Linked DNA regions of Mus musculus: region 2 is linked to region 1. The links are chromatin loops, found by intact Hi-C in ENCODE. Cell type or tissue: left cerebral cortex. All regions are shown on one strand.

Region 1 (2,500 bases):
ATTTAATTTCTGATATTCAAAAATAAATGGTAAATATAGCTGAAAAGACATTTTTCTTTCATTTCTGGAATTTCAAACTTGGTAAGTTAGAAGAAAATATACAAGTAGTTATTCACTGATACTTTTGTTTATTAGTAATAGAAAAAACAGAAGCATGTGTCACTTAACTGATCATGAGTCTAATTTGCAGTCTATAAATTACTGCTGGGCTGAACTTCTAACATCAGTTTGTTGTTTGTATCATGTGCACCCCTGACATAGCAGTTTTCACTCTGATGGACAAGTATATGGTTAACTTGAGTTTAACCATGTTTTCTGTATAAGAATTCAGATATTTTGGATGTACCAATTTACTTTTTCATTAACTGCTTTAATTTCCAAAATAGAAAATAACACACAGGAAATAAAACTCATCTGCTGAAGTTCTAAGTTTAAGATATCCAATTCTTGTACTTTGTATCAGACGACTTAAAAAGGCTGCAGTCATCCTCATGTAAACAGAGGAAGGCCTCACAAAATATGGCCACCGTGCGGCATGACTTATCTAAGCCATGATTTATTCGACCCATCTTTAGTCACCCAAAACGCTTCACTTACTCAAGCAGAGCCTCTACCTCCCAAAGGCTCCTGGGTCTGTAGGAAACTTACTATTAACAGCCTTGCAAAAACACATAAAACTGTAATTTCCTAAGATAAAGCTGGATTTAAGAAATCAAAGTGACAAATTTTGAGAATGGCCAGTAACTTTGTAAACTGATCAGGAACCTCTGTAATTTCCCACAATAGTAGTAGTTATAATATTAATTCTGTACCATGAACCACCTTAATTTTTCATTTAGGATTTTTGGTTTTGTATGAGGGATTCTTATTAGATAGGTAAACTATTTTATTAATATGTATATATTATTTTGATATAGCATTTATTTTGTTTCTGATTTAAAATGTATTTTAAATTATATATACTACTTTCTATAGAAATTTCCAAAAAGCAAAAATTTCCTCCATGCAAGACAAATTCAAATACACTATTTGCTGAAAATACACTTGAAGAGCTGGAAATTTCCCAAAAGCAAAAATTTCCTCCATGCAAGGCAAATTCAAATACATTATTTGCTGAAAATACACTCTGAACCAGAAGAGCTGGTCCTAAGGAGGGACCTACAGCAAACTCAAGCATGCTGTTGCCTTGCAAATGCTTTCCTCCTTCTCTGTTCAAGCCCTCCCCTCCCCCATGTTGGTCGCATATATGATTGAGCGTTTATGCATAGTCAATCCCACACATGCTATTTCCATATTAACGCTGTAAAACAGAACTGTGCTGGTACCCACCTAGAACACAGTCACTGCAGTCCAGCATGGCTGTAAAATCTTCAAGAGGTGCAGACAGTCCAAAGCAAGAAGGAACAGGTAGCGTTTGGGGAGGGGGAAAAACTACTATTTCTAACAAATCTGTACTATGTTCTTAAGAGAACAAGGGTGGGAAGAGTGGAAAGTGAATTAACAAGAGAAGCAAACTACAACTTCAGTTACACCATAGCAATCTTCAACTGAATAAGGAAACTTCAGTTGCTCTGAGGAGTTTTAGTCTCTTCTACCAGCGAGGACTGACATTGTCAAGGCAACTGAAGCATGAAAAGTTCCTCTTTTTGTAATAAAATAGAAACAAAGATTGCAGCTGGCAGTTTCCATAATGAAGCTTAATCAGTATGCGTGTGATTAGGGCCTTATGCAAATCTCTCCTCGTTAGCACAGCAGCCAGCACTTTGAAGTCCAGGAACAATTCATTTACAGAATACACTGAAAGCACTCCCTGCATAATTTAAATGAATACATAAATATTTATCAGCACATTTGCATATTAATTGGCAGTGCATGAAGGGAAAAATTATCTCCTGAGTGCCAGCATAATAATTAGGAGGATAAAATGAGATTTCTTCCAATGGCCTGGCATCTTGGACCTAACTTGAGATAGTACCAGGGGAGAAGGGAGGGGCAAGAGGCAGAGTTCTGTTAAAATGCCACTGAAATGACATGGACAAATTAGAAACAACTCTACAGACTTAAGCACCTTTAATCTTATTCCTGCTGGCAACAATGACTTCAGTAATAAGAGGATTTGCAAAAGGCTTTCTACACAATCCAAATAATCCCAAGGAAACAATTAGCAAGGTAGGAGCAGAACACAGGCTTGTCAAGATGGTGCTAGTCTACTGATAGGGAATTTTCCAGTTATTAACGCACACCGTCAAGAGAAAGTCCTACTTAAAACAAGACAACTGTATAAATGCAGAAGCAGGCAAGAGTGTACAAAAGCATCTTTGAGAGCAGATATTCATTATATGTGAATCTTTTTATACTACCAAATTAACAGAAGATTAGCTGACTGCTGCCTATTATACAACATGCTCCCATCAACATCAGACTCTCGAGGAAGACAGTTTCTTACTTAGAATGTGCATCGTCCTCAAATGGGCCACGGAAATGCCAAATAACTATTTTT
Region 2 (2,500 bases), 66 kb after region 1:
CTCATTTTCTTCAACTCCGTTTTAGTCATTAAAATAGGCTCCAGAACACTCCACAAGCCTGGGCCATACTGGGATTCAGAAGTAGTTTCTTGTAAGAGAAAGATTATAAACAGCAATAACAACAAACCCCACATAAAATAAGCAGGTGTATGTAGCACAAGTATCCTCATTTAAATCCAAACTCCCCATCGGAAGTGATTTTTTACTATGGCAAGGACAGCCAACTGAAATAAAAGGCCAGCTCACAATACCCATATTTTTTTCTGTATGACAAAAACTGTAACAGTGAGCTTTGTTTGTAAAGTACAGTGTGCATTTTGGATAAAATACCTAGAGCCCCAGTAGTGGTTAAACTGCAGCTATAAAGGAAATTGTCCAGAGATAAATGGTTTCCCTATGAGAAGTTCCATTGCTATACTTCACCTCAGGACAATAAATCACAGTAACTGCACCTTGTCCTCTGTCCAATGACATCATCAGTCTGACCACTTCTTGGGAACTGGGTGCAAAAACATATGCTATTTAAGGCATGAAACCATATTACTGCTTTTTGTCCATCCAACCTCCTGTTTCAGTGCTGAATCGGTTGTTTACCTGAGCATTCTCAGGAAACCTTTACCCTCTATTGCATTCAGGGCCTACCTACTTGGATGTGAAAGAAGGAAAAATAAAAATTGTGAGAAGTAGTTATTTTAAATTAGCCTGCAGTTCCTCACCTAAATCTGAAATTTTGTTACAAATTAACTGAAGTCTAATGTCTTCATATATTCCCCATGATGGTTTAATGTAATCACCAGGACTTAGCCATTAACAAGGTACCTCAAACACCCCCCAGAAAGCACCACCCTTTTATCCTTTTAAAACAAAACTTACAGGAGAGACCAGAAATCAAAATTACTGTTTTCTCTAAACAGTAAAAGTTAATTGGCTCTCATAGGCCAAATGTCCTAAGCCTAGAAAAAACAAAAATCAATTCTGACACCTTAAAGCAAGAGGCCAGCAGGCTAAGCAAGTTCCAAGATCAGAGTGGACACAATGCCTCTGTTTATCTTCTATTTTCACTCATTTAACCATGACCAAGGAAAACATAACCCCATTTCTGTTTTCCATACTGCTGCAATTAAAACAGGCAGGTCTATGTCAGTAACAGCACAAGAATGCCGGCCTCCCTTCAAGTTGGTGCAGAAACTGGAAAAGCAGCCCTGCTGAGAGAGTATCCAAGTGTTGTCAGCCGGACTTTCTAAAATACCTCGCTACTCCATCACTCCTGAAAGGGAAGTCTGCCGGTTTTACAAATACTACAAATCTTTACATAGCCTGACCGAGTTAACTCAGGAAGAGAGTGACTATTCCCACAACAAAGTCCTGTATTTGTACTAAACCAGTAGCTCACAGAAGCCTCTGTAAATTGGAAATAAGGTCCACATACTATGAACTGAAAGATAAACTCCTTTTAGAAGAAAACAAGCCAACCTCAGAGCTGATGCTTAGCTCGGAGCTGTTTTTATGCTGGAAGGTCCCCAAGAGGATGTGTTTTGCCTGCGGAGGAGGGGACTCGAGTGGCAGTTGATGGGGGAGTCATTTTGGTTATTAGTAAATAAATCAAGCAGCAGAGAACAGGGCCTAGGCAACTAGGGCAGTCCAGGCCTAGTTCTCTCCTTGTCTTCCCAGCACAGACTGGGTTTGATCTCAGAGTCCTGTGGATTGCCAAGGAGGAGGAGAAGGAAAAAAAAAAAAAAAGAATCATATCGAACCACAAAAGCACATGGGGCGAATGTAAAATATAAACACGGCGTTGGGCTGTGAGTGGCTGTTATTAAAGGTCTGAATTACTAAACATGAGAGGCGGGGAAAGCCAGGCGGCCATTTCAAGAATATAAACCTCCCTGAATTAGACATTATTCAAATGAGAAGCAAGTAGAGAAGACCCAGCACGCAGCTAGAAAGCACTACCACACACAGTCAGGGAGGGGGATCTCCGTGTCTAGCCACCACCCCCGCTCCCCGCAGTACAGGAGAAATCTAGAATATGATCAACTTGTCAGGCCAGCCCTTTGAGGGCAGGAGGGCAATCCTTTACGGTCCAGTTCTCGGGTGACCTCCGAGAGCTCCGAGGCCTCAGAGCGAGAGGGTCCCCAAGGCTACCAGCGCGTGGGGGGGGGGGGATGTGCGCGGAGGAGCTACCAGACCCCGCGAGCACCTCCAACCCAACTGTCCCGCGCGACCCACAGCAGCGCGGACCTCTGGGTGAGGGCCCGGGACACACGGACAACCGAAGCCATTTCCACGGAGGGGAACTTCCCCGAGGGTTCCTCCCACCTAGCCCAGCCTCCAAAGGGTCCGGGGGACCCCAGAGCGAGCTCACAACCCGAAGGCCAGCTCACAGGGCCCACGCCACGCTGCCCCTAACCAGAGACACGGACTGGCTGGGGTCAGGCCGCTGCCCCGGGCACGAGCAGGGCGCGGCTGAGGGGCCCCGGGCCGTGACCCCCGGGCTCGG

What was found. Peaks named below come from ENCODE experiments on the same cell type or tissue, not always from the same donor. Only the 100,000 strongest peaks of a DNase experiment are listed, where the experiment ranks them.
Region 2: a loop joins it to region 1, with 3 times the contacts of the local background. A loop is called at or near these places in 3 of 42 quality-filtered maps.

What each region holds. Positions count from the first base shown.
Region 1 is chr1:165,933,475-165,935,974 of GRCm38, forward strand. The region is part of intron 1 of Pou2f1 (POU domain, class 2, transcription factor 1); the gene reads right to left. Among named protein-coding and RNA genes, the nearest start is that of Pou2f1, 68 kb to the right of the region's middle. In left cerebral cortex, no CTCF peak of the experiment used is centred here; DNase peaks (open chromatin) are centred at 1,245 and 1,763; H3K4me3 peaks cover 1,494 bases; H3K27ac peaks cover 1,761 bases.
Region 2 is chr1:165,999,387-166,001,886 of GRCm38, forward strand. The region is part of intron 1 of Pou2f1 (POU domain, class 2, transcription factor 1); the gene reads right to left. Among named protein-coding and RNA genes, the nearest start is that of Pou2f1, 2.0 kb to the right of the region's middle. In left cerebral cortex, no CTCF peak of the experiment used is centred here; DNase peaks (open chromatin) are centred at 1,230 and 1,877; H3K4me3 peaks cover 1,454 bases; H3K27ac peaks cover 1,393 bases.